2 separate regions of the Mus musculus genome follow, and region 2 is linked to region 1. Evidence: chromatin loops called from intact Hi-C (ENCODE). Cell type or tissue: heart. All regions are shown on one strand. Links, peaks and the distances in the headings refer to the core of each region. The heading gives the core; the rest is flanking DNA.

What was found. Peaks named below come from ENCODE experiments on the same cell type or tissue, not always from the same donor. Only the 100,000 strongest peaks of a DNase experiment are listed, where the experiment ranks them.
Region 2: it touches region 1 in a loop (4-fold over the local background); 20 of 42 quality-filtered maps call a loop at or near these places.

The regions. Positions count from the first base shown.
Region 1 is chr4:131,249,190-131,256,762 of GRCm38, reverse strand. No RefSeq gene overlaps it. Among named protein-coding and RNA genes, the nearest start is that of Gm25261, 14 kb to the right of the region's middle. In heart, for the core only: a CTCF peak has its summit at 3,400 (motif pointing left); a DNase peak (open chromatin) is centred at 3,362; H3K4me3 peaks cover 839 bases; H3K27ac peaks cover 1,493 bases; H3K27me3 peaks cover 619 bases.
Region 2 is chr4:130,956,383-130,963,955 of GRCm38, reverse strand. No RefSeq gene overlaps it. Among named protein-coding and RNA genes, the nearest start is that of Matn1, 16 kb to the right of the region's middle. In heart, for the core only: a CTCF peak has its summit at 3,668 (motif pointing left); a DNase peak (open chromatin) is centred at 3,675; H3K27me3 peaks cover 345 bases.

The DNA.
Region 1 (7,573 bases), core at 2,419-4,918:
CCACACCCTTAAAGTCTCTGGGGGATCCCGGAAAGCCAAAGGTTTTATTACTCCTCACTCACCAGCAACCCCTGCCTCAGGGTCTGGGTTCCCACCGCTCCCTCCATCTGGAGGTGGTTGCCTCTGCATACTTGACTGGAATACTGGCTGGATGTCTGGGCAAGGTAGTAGCTGAAGTCCCCCACATCCCAGCCTCCCAATGGTGATGCTGGACTGTATGTTTTATGGCTTAAGATGGTGTTCTTCCTGATTTTATGTCAACTTGATACAGGCTGGAGTCATCAGAGAGGGGGCAATCCCAATTGAGGAATTACCTCCATAAGGCTGGGCTGTAGGTAACCTGGAAGGCATTTTCTTAATTAGTGATTAATGGGGGTGGGAGGGTGCCCACCCCATTTTGTATTGTGGGTGGGGTCATCTCTGGGCCGGTGGTGGAGCAAGCCTTGAGGAGCACCCAGTAAGCAGCACTTCTCCACAGCCTCTCTGCATCAGCTCCAGCCTTCAAGTCCCTGCCCTGTTTGAGTTCCTGTCCCGACTTCCTTCAGTGATAAACAGTGATCTGGAAGTGTAAGCCAAATAGTAAACTCTTTCCTCTTCCACTTGCTTTTGGTCATGGTGTCACATCACGGCAATAGAACGCCCAGCTTGGACAGAATGAAGGAGGAGTGTTGAAGATGGAGAGGGCTGAGTGGAGGAGATGTCCCGCTCTGGAGACTTTTCACACAAGGAGTCTCTGCTTCCAACAGGGAATATCATCAAATACAGGTGACTGCCTGCCACTTGTTGCTCTGAGAGGCTTATGACTGGCATGCAGCGAGCCTGGGAAGATGGAGGAGGGGCCAGAAGGGCTGTGCCTGCTGAGGCTTCCTCCTCAGGCAGGAAAAAGGGAAAGAGCAAGGTGGCTCTTCAAGAGGGTCTGAGAGGAGAGACCTGGGGTCTGAGAGGAGAGACCCGGCTCCTGTCAAACAACCACCTTCCCCTTTTTTTTGGGGGGAGAGGAAATGCGCCCCAGGGTTGTAGTCAGCGGGACGTCAGCAGGTGACAAAGGGCTCTTCTGACTCATGGGAGAGGACAGAGAAACCCAGAGGCAAGCATGGCTGTAAAAGGCCTACTGTTCTCTGGTGTCAATTGTATGCCCTCTTGCTGTCTCTCCTCCCTGTGTCAGACACACACATCATTCATCCTGAATCAGGCCATGATGTTAATTAAAGGTGGTTCTATTATGAAGAGATGCATTAGGCATCCTGTAATCAGCCCACAATAACGCAGGAGGAAGCCTGGGGTTCCTGTGAGTACAATAACCGTGCAGGCTTCCCAGGGGCTCCTCACAGCCTGCACTTAGAGAATGAGATATTATTCCATATGTGTGGACTTGCAAACCATTACAAATGAGTGAAAATTTTAAATTAATACACCGGGCCACAGTGAAGGTTAAACTCGGCCCTGGGTCAAGGAATCTATGAGAACTGAGACAGACTCTTACCATGAGGAAAATTCTAGAATGGAAAGGAAGCAGTAGTTATAGTAGCCATGCCCTGGGGTCATCTTTCAACTAGCTCACCTGGGGTTTGCACCTTCAGGGGAGAACACAAACTCACTTAGCTGTGTTGACCCAACTTCCACCCTGGTCATCTGGAGAGGTCACCGTCATGGAAGCCTATGCTGCCCCCCCCCAATCCTTAAACTGTCTTAGCATGGCATCCTGTGCCCTGGGGTGTGAACAGGACTCTCCCTCCTTCTGCCCACGCTGGAGGGTGCACTGAGTTCTGGAACTGTGTTCCCGCCAGGTCTGCAGGTTCGACTCTTTGCTGTTCTTCTACAGCCTCCGTGGTGTTTCTTCTGACTGGCTCACTCAGCTTTAAACACCAGGGGGAGCATGGTGTGGTGGCTCAGGCCTGTGTTCAGAGGCAGAGGCAAGTGGATCACCTCACGACCTAGAACAGCCTGGTTATGGAGTGTGAGTTCCAGGCCAGCCTGGGCTATAATGCCAGCCAGATTGGAAAAACAAACAAACAAACAAACAAACAAACAGTGGGCGTCACCTCCTCCAGGAAGCCTTTCTACATTATTCATCCCATTTTGTTTCTATTTTATTTTATTATTTTTGTTTTGTTTGTTTTTTTGTTTTCCTATAATCAGTCCACCTGGCCAATCTCAGAGAAGTTCACTGACTGAGTTCAAGACATTTACTGCGTGCTTCTTTGGAGCCAGCTGTCGGTTGACAGCAGCTCAGTGGATCTTGGCTGGACACATGTGTCCTGAGTTTCCCGTGGCTTCCGGCTGACCCTGGCTGCAAGGAGTGACCTAAGCTACAGCGGCTGACCTTGGCAGAGGTGACAGCATTCCTTGGCTCTATTCCTAGTGTCTCTTGTCCTCCAAAAGTCTGGACTAGGCATGTCCTCGCAGTGGTGGTTGTGACACAGGAGCCAGCCAGCCTGCCAGCCACACGGTGGCTTCACATCTGCTCTCTGTTCAAGCCTTGCAGGGAGCCCTGTGGCCTCAGTCAAGGCTGAAACCAGCCATCTTCCCACTGAGAAGCTGGACAGCAGAGTCCAGATGTGGAGGAAGGTGAGGACAGTCCTTGTGGCACTCAGCTAGATGAGTCCAAAACGTGGTGACATTTTAAGGGGCTTTATTGCCTTATTGTGGGCATTCAGGAAACCCTGTATGTACTTAACATACCAGACAGTTGAGTTTGACAAATGTCTGAAATCAGCATAGCTACATGGATAATAAATGTACCTAAACCACCTCCATTCAGTCTCTCTCCTCCCCCCCCCCCCTTCCTTCTCAACCTCTGGGCAGTTTGCTTTCCAGGGGGTAAAGAGGTGTGCACCGTGGCTTTATTTTGCATGTTAAAAAAATGGCTACAGATGTTGAATGTCTCTTGTCACCATCTTTCTTCCTTGCAGAAGTGTGTACTCAGAGAAAAGCCTTTACAGCCAACTTTTTAAAAAATTATTGTTGTCTTTAGAGGGCTCTTTGTATATTTTGGAGATTTAACATATGTAATTTATTAAATATGTACTTATTTTCTCCTAGGCTGTGGCTTGTCCTAGGTGAGGTTTTAAAACGCGCGGATTGACCCCTACCCTACCCCGTATCAGTAGTTATCAAGGGTGTCTCTGAGTGGCCAGTGCAGGCAGGAAGAGAGGCTGCTCCATTCTCCATAAGAACAAAGAAATGGCCAAAAATAACAAGACAGGCAACTTGAGAAGCCGCATTGAATCCATCTCCCTGTCGCGTGTGACCCTGATTTTATAGGGTTTTCTAGGAATCAAAGTCACAGTAGGGGTGTGAGTGGCGGGTGGGAAAGGAAATGGGTCCAGAAACTCCCCGCAAGCCCCACTGCCTCGTAGACCGGTCTTTGCTGGTCCAATGTCGCCCTCTAATGGCTACAGTCCCCAGCCAGCCTCGGCGCTCAATCCCTCTGGGCTCCACCAGGCACCGGAGGAGAAAGAAATGGCAGAGTCCACTTCAGTTCCAAACTTTCGAAGAATGATAGTATTTCCTTCACTGAGAAAATCTCTCGGTGGAAATGAATTGAAGCAAGAAAGCTCCAGGAGAGTCTGCTGCTGCATGCCTCGCACTGCACTCGTCCAAATGCAGCGGCTCAGAACAGACTCCAGCGCAGCGCTGCGGGGTCCACCCTGCAGTGTGTCAGCAGCAGGGCTCAGCCTGGAGCGCTGGGCACTGTACAGTGTGGCTTCGCATTCACGTGCTTGGGATTTCGGGATAGCTGGCCTCCGGCGCTTGGGGCTTGTTATTAAGCAGAATGTTCACCTGCGCACCTCAAACCCACTCCTGTCTGGCCATCCGCAAGCCCTGTATTTTCATCTGTGTCTGTCACCCAAGCCCAGCCAGCCCCCTTCATCGCCTTTGGAACCACAAAGAGGAGGCCACCCTGCTTCCCGCCTTCCAGAAGCGAGGGTGTGGTGCAGGAATCACAGCGTGGGAGTAGACAGATGTCTTAGCTGCCGAGATCCCTGCCTGGCATCTTCCTCAATCGGTCCTGCTTCTTGCTGCTAGGATATGACTTGAGCATGCTCACCTCAGATCTCTCTATCATCTCTTAAACATCAGTGTGCCCCACTTCCAGAGCTGTTTTCGGGGATACCCCCATGTCCTGCAGCTGAGCATTTCATCTGTGTTCACCTCAGCACATGCCTGACCCCAGGAAGCAGCTTGATGCACTCCCGGACACCTCCAACCGACCGACCTTAGACAGCTGTGACCCCACGTGGCTCAGGAGCTCAGCCCAAAGGCCACCGGTCCAGTCCCTGAAGACCTTAAAGCAAGCACATTGATTGTTCTGTGCCTCGGTTTCCCCATTTATGAACTCTTCCTATTGGCTTCTGGGTCGTGGCGGGCAGGGGAGTGTCTTGGGTGGGTGGAGCTTTTAGTCATAGAGTTCCCCTGCTGGGACTGTTCTTTGGAAACTGGAACTCGAAAATGAGGGACAGAATAAAGTCACCGCACCTGCTCGGGTGCACATTTTATTGAACAGCTACTCTGTGCTGGGCTCTTGGCTAACACTAGGGACATAGTGCCAGTCAAGCCAGAGGCTGTTTCTGCTTCCAGGAAACTCACACAGCCTAGGGCCTAAGACAAACAATAAACAAGTAAGTAATGAATTAATGGGGGCACAGACAAGAGAAGCAGACAGCCTTCCCGTGGGGGGTACAAAAGCTAAGTCCTCTAGACAAAGCAAGGCCTCTCATGGGAAGAAGGAACATCAGGCTAAGAGACCAGCATGCTCGGGAGCCTGGAAGTGAGAGGAACCATGGCTCACAGGGAGACCTGCAGGGAGAGCCTGGGGCCAGGAGAGTGCCAAAACCTAAGGTAAAGCTACAGCGGGTGGATGTGGTTGGGTAACACAGGGCCTTCAAAGACCCATCAGGTGCCTGGGCTCCATTCAAAGAGTAGATGCTTGCTTGGCATGCGGGGACAAAATGCTGGATAACCCTGGCTGGGGGCAGCAGTGCAAAAACACTTAGGCAAAACATTGGCCTTCCCAGTAGTCACATGATCACTGCATCCATTGCCAATCTGAGGACTCAAGGGAGGCTATCATCTCCCACCCACACTGAGGCCCGCAGACACACCAGAGAGACTCGCTCTGAAATCCCAGCCAATCAGACCCCACGTGTACACTCTGCTGTGAAGATGTGAAAGGGGCTTTCTTTTCAAAAATTAAATTAAAATTTATGTATGTGGGCATTTTGCCAGCCTGAATGTCTCTATACCGTGTGTGTGTGTGTGTGTGTGTGTGTGTGTGTGTGTGTGTGTGTGTTGTGTTAACCGCAGAAGCCAACAGAGGGCGTCAGATCCCTGGAACTGGAGTTACAGACAGCATGTGGGAGCAGCCATGTGGGTGCTGGGAATTGAACCAGATACAAGAGCCACAAGTGCTCTTAACTACAGAGCCATCTCTCCAGAGTGAGAGGCTTTCTTTTAAGGACAAAGTTTATTCATTTGTTTCGTGTCATGGGGAGGTGGGTGTGTGCTCCATGGTGCACTGTGGAGGTCAGAGGACAACTTGGGCTAGTTCTCCCCATCACCACGTGTGTCCTGGGGTTCAAACTTTGGTTCTCAGGCTCTGAATCAAGCCTTCATCTGTTGCATGGTCTCAGAGGCCCAAAGCTTTCTTAAGAAAGTGACTGTATCTGAGAGTAGGAGCAGAGGGGGAAGGCCTGGGTCCTAGGACAGCATGTCCCCTGTCCTGATGGATGGTCTTCAGCCAGAAGCACCGAGGCACAAGGTTCTAGTATCACCAACCTCAGTAAGGAGCTTGACCTCCCGACACGACAGAGGGACAACATGGTGGACATGTGGCTCCTGGCTTGTGAGGCTGGTATAGAAGTAGCCAGACTGTGCTGTGGCAATTCCCTGACAAACAGCACAGAGGTTTTTGGGGTTTTTTTTGGGGGGGGGTGGGTTTTTTGTTGTTATTTTATTTATTTATATTTCATATGCTATACCTCTTCCCTGTTTTCCCCAACACAGCCCCGTCAACCACCTATCCCCTCCCCCCTGCTTCTATAAGGGAGCCCACCCACCCACTCCCACCTTAGCATCCTAGCATTCCTCTATCCTGGGTCATTGAGCCTCCACAGGACCAAGGGCCTTCCCTACCATTGATACCCGACAAGGCCATCCTCTGCTACATGTGCAGCTGGAGCCATGGGTCCCTCTGAGTATACTCTTTGGTTGGTGGTTTAGTACCTGGGAGCTCTGGGGGGGTCTGGTTGGTTGATATTATTGTTCTTCCTATAGGGCTGCACACCCCTTCAGCTCCTTCAGTTCTCCCCCTAACTCCTCCATTGTGGTCCTCATGGTCTGTCCAGTGGTTGGCTGAGTGTAACTGTATCTGTATTGGTCAGGCTCTGGCGGAGCCTTGGAGGGGGACAGCCATACCAGGTTCTCATCAGCACAGACTTTTAAAGACAAACCTTTTTAAACAAGATTTTTTGGGGGCTGGGGGACACACACATTCTCTGTTGTGGGAGCAGATGGCTCCAGAATCAAAGGTCTCTTACGTAACCGCATCAGAGCGCAGCTGCCTGCCTGCTACACTGTAGTGCGGGCCTGTGGAGCCTTGAAGTTATGACAATTCCAGTCATGGTTGAGAGAGCCTAGGTGGCTGCACCACGTGTGTCACCACTCTTCCAGGAGAGAAAGGAAAACTGAGCCAACACAAAGAACGCCAGGATTGCATGGTGAAAGGCCTTGCTGGAGCCGTTGGCAACACTACACTGACAGATACAATCGCTTTCTCTTTCTCATGTCACTCGGAGTCTAGTGTGGGTTTCTTTCTGGGCTCCCATGTCCTGGCTCCAATCAGGACTGAGGTATGGCTGAGGCAGCCTGCAGGTGTGGGAAGCTGTGTTCTCCCTACCCACAGCTTCTGTCTGCCGTGTTCATTTTGAGTCTCCCTCCTCTCTCTCCTTCCCTCCCTATCCCTTCTTCCCTCCCTCCCTCCTTCACTTTCAGTTTTTGTTGCAACATGGTCATATATATCCCAGGCTAGCCCCACTATGTAGCACAGGATGACCTTTCATTCTTGATCCTCCTCCCTCTGCTTTCAAGTGTTGAGATTACAGACTTGTGCGCTGCCATACCTGACTCGGTGACAGTTTCCTTTAAAACAATTTTTTGGAGATTTTAGTTTTCTGGTTTTATGTGTATGGGTACTTGACCTGCGTGTGTGTCTGTGCACTGTGTGCGTGCAGTGCTTGTGGAGGCCAAAGAGGGCACTGGATCACCTGGAACTAGGGTTAGAGACTGCTGTGAGCCATCATGTCAGTGCTGGGACTCGAACGCAGGTCCTCTGCAAGAGCAGCCAGTGCTCCTATCCATGACTCCAGCTGCTCAGTGACACATCGTCGTTGCATGTGATGGGAACAGATGCAGCAGTGACCTCACATTTTGGAAGGTGTGAGTTTGGAGGTAGAACCCCTCTGGTGAGAGATGAGGAGGTCCTTGAGGCCTGAGTTTGATGCTAGGTTTAGGATCTCCTCCTTACTGAGGAGGCTGGGCCACACAGGGGGCTGAGCTCACAGTAGGTGGCATG
Region 2 (7,573 bases), core at 2,307-4,806, 290 kb after region 1:
ACACTGCCCTCCTGAGATGTGAGGATGGAGAAACTGAGGCTCAAACCATGACACTACCCTCCTGAGATGTGAGGATGGAGAAACTGAGGCTCAAACCATGACACTACCCTCCTGAGATGTGAGGATGGAGAAACTGAGGCTCAAACCATGACACTGCCCTCCTGAGATGTGTGGCCCGTCAGCCTCTGCTTTCTCATCTTTTACGTGAAGAATGCTAATCTACACACACACACACCAGATGGATGAGAGTTTAAATGGTTCCTGTGTGCCAGACATGTCACCATCCAGTGACAGGTGAGTCTGGAATAAAGGCTAATCAGGTCAGGACTTCCACCAGTACACATGCCTACTCAGAATCTCCTGGCTCTGTCATGACTCTTTCCCTCCCTCTATCTATCCATCTCCTCCTTCATCCCTTCATCTCTCCTCCCATTCACTGTCCCTGTATCCCTATCCATCTCTCCATCACTTCCTCCTTCTTTCAATCCTTCTATTAACCCCGTCGATTGAGGATAGAAAATGGAGGATGGAAAGATGGATGGATATGTGGACCAATGGAATAATAATGTATAGATGGGTGACTGGATGGAGAAAGAGAATCAGTAGGTGTTGACTGGATAGGGGACGAATGGATGGATGGTGGGCAGGAGGATGATGGACGAACAGATGGTAGTTAGATTTGATGGATGGAAAGATAGATGGATGAATGGATGGGGAATTGATGGTGAGTGGGTGGGTGGATGGATGGATGGATAGATAGATAGATAGATAGATAGATAGATAGATAGACAGGTAGATGACAGATAGATGGATAGTGGGTAAATGGTGAATGGTGGATAGGTGGATAAATGATGAGTGAGTGACACATGTGTAAATGAGTAGTTGGTTAGATAGTGGGTAAATGGTGAATGAGTGGGTGGTGTGTAGATAATGGGTGGATAGATGGATTGATGGACAGATGGATGAGTGGACAGACAGACAGACAGACAGACAGACAAATGGATGGTAGGTAGATGGTGAATGAGTGGGTGGTGAGTAGATGATGGGTAGATGGATAGATGGATGGATGGATGGATGGATGGATGGACAGACAGATGGACAGACAGGCAGACAGACAGATGGATGGATGGATTGTGGATAGATTACAGATGGATGAGTAGACAGTGAATGAAGAGATGAATGGTAGATGATGGATGAATAGGCAGATGAATAGACACATGGATGGACAGATAGATGAATAAATGGGTGAGGTGGATGGGTGGATGGATGGGTGGATGGATGGATGGATGGATGGACAGACAAATGGTGGGTAGATGGTGGTACTCAGAGCTGGTTCACAGACCCAGAGATTCCACCACATCCTCACCCACACCCACTCACCAACAGATCTTGACAGGAGGACAAACTCCTCCCATAGGCTAAAGGCCGCCCGCATCTTGGGAGCTGACCTATCCTTTCTGATTGTTCCTCACAGTCACATCCCTGTGCAGTGAGCCTTGTGGCCTCAGCCTACTGTGTCACCAACCCAGAAGATGAAAAGTGGACCCTGCACCCAGAGTGTGGGGTTCCGAGGGGTCCCGGTGGGGACTGCTCGGGCACACTCTGCAGAGAATGAGTACTGAGTCCCAAATCCCATCCTCAAAGGAAGCCGTGGGTGACCTCACCAGAGCAGGACAATAAGCTACCTCCACTGCCCCCAAGCTGCCTCCTGTCAAGCTCTGTCAGCACTCCACCTCCTCACATGCAACCCTTGCCACACCTACAAACTGCTACCACTGTCCCACGTGACAGAGAAGGAAACTGAGGCTCACGGAGGTAAAAGACTTGCCCAGGGCCTTTGGTCATAGACAGAACCAGGATGAATTCGGGTCACTTGTCTTGAGGAAGCACAGACATCTCCAGCGCACCCCCGCCCCAAGCTCTCTTCCCTGTTTCCCACCACCCAGCCCCCGTATACATCACTTTGTGGTCCCTTTAAACCTGAAATGGGCTCGTTTTCCAATTTGCCTCACCCTGAGCAGTAATGTCCATGAAATAAAGCCTTGATGTGCTAATTGCTTATGGGGTTTTTCTCTGATGCCCATTAAAATAAATACATGGCTGGTAAAATAGAAAAATAGGAAATGTTTGCCCATGCCTGACCCAGACTCCTTCTCCTATCCCTGGTGAGCAACCCACCTCCTGGGAGGAGGAAAGAGAAAATAAAAAACTGGGAGGGGTAAGGGACAGAGAAAACTGGGAGGAGGGAATGTGCCTGGGAGGAGGGAGAGCAGAGGAGATGAGGGAGGGGGGAGTACGTGGCAGGTAGGTAGGTTTGCCCTCTCCGGCCCAGCACAGCCCAGGTCAGCCAGGTTCCTCTTTTGCTTGGGAAGGCTCCATCTTTGCTGCTACTCCTGGCTTGGGTCAACTGAGCACAAGCCACATGAATTAAGGCCTCTTGGGGAAATGAGTAAGAATGGCCACAGTGGCCCCTGATAATGGGATGCAGGTACCTCAACACTTCAGCTCCTGGCAGTCAGAGCCCCTATTTGCATCACCCACAGGACAGAGATGGGGTAGAGTGTAGGGGGGGGGGAGACCTACTGTCCCCAGAATCCTGCCTAGAATTAACACAGGAAACCACGTGGAGTAGTCTAATACTGGAAAATGAGAAAATCCTGCAGGGTGGCCACCTCCCTCCTACAGCAGTGCCAGCATACAGGATAAGGAAGGAATGAAGCTATGAACAGTGAGGGGCCTGACTGGACATGGCCAAGCTGGAGCAGGCCCAGGGGCAGAGCCAGCAGGGATGGGACAACCAAACCAGGAAGCTGACAGGCATGGGTTCAAATACGGGAACCGCTACCGTGTTCCATCTCTCCCCACCCCCACCCACCTAGAGCCCCACTGACCCTCCTGTGAGACAGAGACGTCCCACTCAGAGGATCTCAGGAACAAATGAGATTAGCGTTTCCTAGAGCAACGCTCGGCGAGCAGAACAGCTATTCGTCAGTTTATGCCCGCTAATTATATTTATGGAAATGCATCATGAGCAGGCTGTTCTGTGACACTGAACATTATATTTATTTCTGTTGTATATCTGTCTGTGTTTCTATTACATTTATACTGTATATCATTGCACGTGGCTATATAAATCTAGTATATATTTTACTATATACTGTGTATTGTAAACTACTATAAATGGCCATTTATAAGCCACTTCCTGTTACTACTACGGAAGGGCCAGGAAACAAGGCGGGCAGGCGCCTCTGTCTCTCAGTCACACCAGGGACAGTGCTGTCTCACACCAGGACTTGGGGCTGAGATTTGTGATCCTTGAGACACTGCCTCTTGGACACCACCTCACCTCAGCATTTAGGGATAAATGTTAAATTTGCAGTGACGTGGGACAGACCCAGGGACATGGAGACACATCTGGCCTGGACCTGAGACACCTCTTAGAGCTTGGGAGAGATGGGAAGGAGAGGGCTGGATGCCTCTGAGGAGACCTGCGGCCACGGAGAGACTTCAGAAATAGCACTATCCCCTCAGGAACCTTAGGGAGTAAAGAGGTTAGGTGCGACAGGTGCCTTCAGTGTCAGGACAGAACTCAGCTGAAAGAGCTCTCGCTGAAGGGTCCTCCCTGGTCGGACAGCCCCATTCCTGAGCTGATGGCGCCACCTGGTGGCCAGATTCTCCATAGCAGCTCCAGACCCTGCAATCATAGGATCACATTTGTCTAGCTTCTTGCTGTGCAGTTTGGAGTCTGTTGTTTGACCTCTCTGAGCTGGGGGGAGGAGCTGGTGGGGAGAGACAACAGTGCTCACTGCACCCTGCAGGCTGTTTTACTTCTGTTACAGCGTCGTAGGTCTAGTTCCATCCCCAAACCCAAAGTTGATATGTTGGCAAGGATGACCTTGAACTTCAAATCCCCCTGCCTCCACCTCCCAAGTACTAGACTCCCACTCACTTGACATCACACTCGGAATGTATTCAGTGCTAGAGATGGACCCAGGGCTTCCTGTGCAGCTAGGCAAGCCTTTCACCAGCTACACTCTCTCCAGATCCAGGCCCCCGTCCTCTTTTGTGTTAATCTCACAGGCCTCTGGGACAGCCGTGGGACTGGGGTTCTGCGTGCCTCCTGTTTCATTTCAAAAGCTGTGGACCCAGGAGGGAACCATGTAATTAACAAGAGGTGACACACGAAGGAATCCTGCTCAAGGCCTGCCACCCTCCTCCCTGCCAAATCCTGTAACCAATTGCATTATGCAAACAAGACTCGGAAACCTGGTTAGCCTCGTGCTCCGGGGCCGGGAGATCCCACTGTTGCCCAAGGAAAGAAAGACGTTTTTTTTTTTTCTTTTTGCAAAATCCTGATTAGTTTAGTCCTGTGTGTCTATGTGAAATTCAGTTTAAAAAAAATTGTGGGAATAGATAGACCCTGGCTGCCTGGAAGTCGCTTGGGTTCCATGGTTCTGAGATTTGTTTATAGCCTTGGGTTAATCAAATCTGGATTGGAGAGAGGCAGGGAGAGACAAGGGGGGGCTGTTACCAAGACCTGAAGCAAACTTGGGGAGAAGAGAGATAAGTTAGTGCCAGGATTTAGAGCAGGAAAACCCACGAAGCTGATGCTTTACCCATTGGAACACAAGGTGAAAGGGCAGGTTCTAAAAAAACCACACAGGAAATGAACCACACAGGGTCCCCATCCCCACACATCAGGGACATCTGTGGCTTCTGCCCTCCAAGTGCCCTGCCTTGGCATGTGGTGACAGCCTCTCCTCCTCGTGGAACCATTGCCTAGCTCTTCCATCCTAAGACAACTTTTGTCTCTGACCCACACACACACTCACTTCTCCCTACTATACAAATGAACAGAGTCCCAGACCTGGCTGGCCAGCCAGAGCATGGAGTTCCTGATTACAGTGATAGCTCAAGGATAGGCAGAGTGCCCAGTCGGAGTCAACGAAGCCAACCCCTGTGAACTTGGATCTTGAAGGAGTTTCAAACCTACAGAGCCTTTGGCATCTTGGGGAGAGCCCTCCCCACGCAGGAAGTGTCCAATCAGAATGGAGACCAGAGCCAAAGGCAAAGAAAGATGGGGCCCAATAACATCGCTGAACATAGGGCCTTCAGGCATAGACCCCCTCAGATACTTTCTTAGCTAAAATTCTTGTCATCAGCAATCCAGAGCACTGATCATCTGTCCCAACCTCCAGGGCCTGAGATGGACTCCTGAGAAACTGGCCAGCTGCCTCCCCCATCTGCTTCCCAAAGTCTTCTGCTGCAAAAATTCTTCCTCCTGGAGCAGCCTACTGCAAGCACACACACACACATGCACACACACACACACACACACGCACACGCACACGCACACGCACACTCATAAGCACTCCATTTGTTGGGTCTGGGGGCAGTTATGGTCTCACACCAAGCGAAGCTCTTGCCTCATGCCTCTCCTGACCTTTGCTCTCTGGCCCCTCCTGGCACTGGACCTTGTCAGTTTCCCTGACTGTGTGCCCTCTACCCTGCTGTCTGCTTACTGGGGTCCTCACTCCCTGTGAACAACCTGGTCCTCCGGCATGGGGGAGGGGCACGGGGGAACAGCTGCTCTTCAAAGAACAGCCTAGTCCAGCTGTGAACCTGCTCCTAAGAATTAGGGTGACCCTTAAGTCTGCTGAGCCCATCCTGTGTGCTGAGGGGTGATGTGCCTTGTTCCTGCATCAGTGCTGGGTAAACTAGAACTCCCCACTTCTGAACTCACCTGGATGAGTCCCGTACGACCCCAGAATAAGGACATAAATTCTGCCTCCCTGGGGTGGTGGGACAGCTTGTGAGTGGCTTCCCTGCTCTCCCTGCAATCAAAGGTCCAAGCCTAGCCCAGGGGTCTCAATGCTTTCTGCCAACAGCCTTGCCTGGGATCCGGCAGGACAGCGGGTCCAGCTTCAAAGTCACCGTCCTTCCCTAGACGTGGATACTGGATCCCGTCCACCTCCAACTGCATCTCTTGTTTAAGGGAGGCGTACCAAGTCACACTTGTACAAGAGGGACCTGGCAACGTCTCTTGTAGGAAGCCGCCCTCACATTCGCCGTTGCAAGATGGCGCTGACATCCTGTGTTCTAAGTGGTAAACAAATAATCTGCGCATGTGCCAAAGCGAACGCGTGTAAGAGTCTCTCCCTCACCTAAAAGTCCTGACGGCTTCTGACCACCCTCTGGATTAAACCCAAAATTCAAGACCAGTTCAAGGCAACCAGTACACAGTCTCTCAAGCCCCTCCTGGGCCCTGGCTTCCCGCTGGCCCTGTGGAGCTTACTCCAGCCTGCTATCCCACCCCAGGACTTTCCACATGCTTGTCCCTGCCTCTGCTTATTCTTCTCACCTTCCCTGCCTATGTCAATGCTGAGCCCGGATGCCTTCACCATCTCAGCCCCAGGCTTCCCCGGACACGGGAGCCTCCGACCCCTGCCACAGCCTGCTCTCCTCTCCAATCCTGGCTAGCATCTCCACATGGTTCTTTCTCATGCCTGTGGCCCTTCCCCAGCACCGTAAGTGAAAAATATCAGAGGCCACGGGGCATTTTCCATCTTATCCCAAGCACCCAGTGTGCATGCTGCCTTCCGCGTGGCTTCACTAATGTGAAATGCGTGCATGAATGAGCCTGGCAATACGGGAGAGCTGCTTTATGAACCGGGCTCCTCTGCTCTCCTTCCACCAAGCCCCACCCTCTCCCTCAGGTGCCTCAGACCCTGGGTCCTCAAAGGGCTTTGCCTGGCTGCCAAGGCTCTTCAACCCTCTCCTTATAAACCTATATGTGTCCAGCAGGTCCTACCCAAGATTACCCAGCCCTTGCCTCTCTGGAAGCCCTGGGCCTGGGTATCTTGTGAGAGGACGCAGGGCCCCAGCGAATAGCCAAGGATGCTGGAAGGAGATTCACACCCTGGGATCCTAAACCCTCTACCCGTGCCTCCCTGGGAGACACTTCCTGGATACTCAGGGCCTGGTGGCCTCTCTAACGGGCAGTGCCCACGGGTACTTCTCTACTTGTTTGCTTCAGTTTAGGGCTCTTTAAAGGGGCCTTGAGCATCTCTCCATTTCACCGAGGAGGGCCCAAGACCCATAATTGGTCCAGGATCACACAACATTGGCAAAGTGAGGCTCTTCCTTTCGGCTTCATTCTCCCCACAGCTGGCCTGGGTCCGCTACATTTGTTGAATGACTGAGTTGTGGAGACAGCCACTGTCCCAAAAGACTCCATACTCGATTCTCCTTGATACCTGAGCCCTGGGATCAGCAGGGTGGCGCAGCAAGGAACATAGACAAGGCTATCCTAGAGAAACTGCAGCTTCCAAACCCTGCCATCCACTCTCCAGAAGCCCTGAGCACAGGCATCGTGTGAAAAGCCAGAGGGCTCTGCTGGCAAGTCCCCCAACACAAGGGCACTGTGTTTCCCATAAGGAACAGACACTGGGCAAGCCAAAGTGCACATGCAGGGGTAGTCTCCTGGCCCATACGAGAGGCCCCAGAAGTCCAGCCTGTACAGGCCAGTCAGTCACAGAGGCCCAGGGGAGTTGCTGAGGCTGGAGAATGTCCC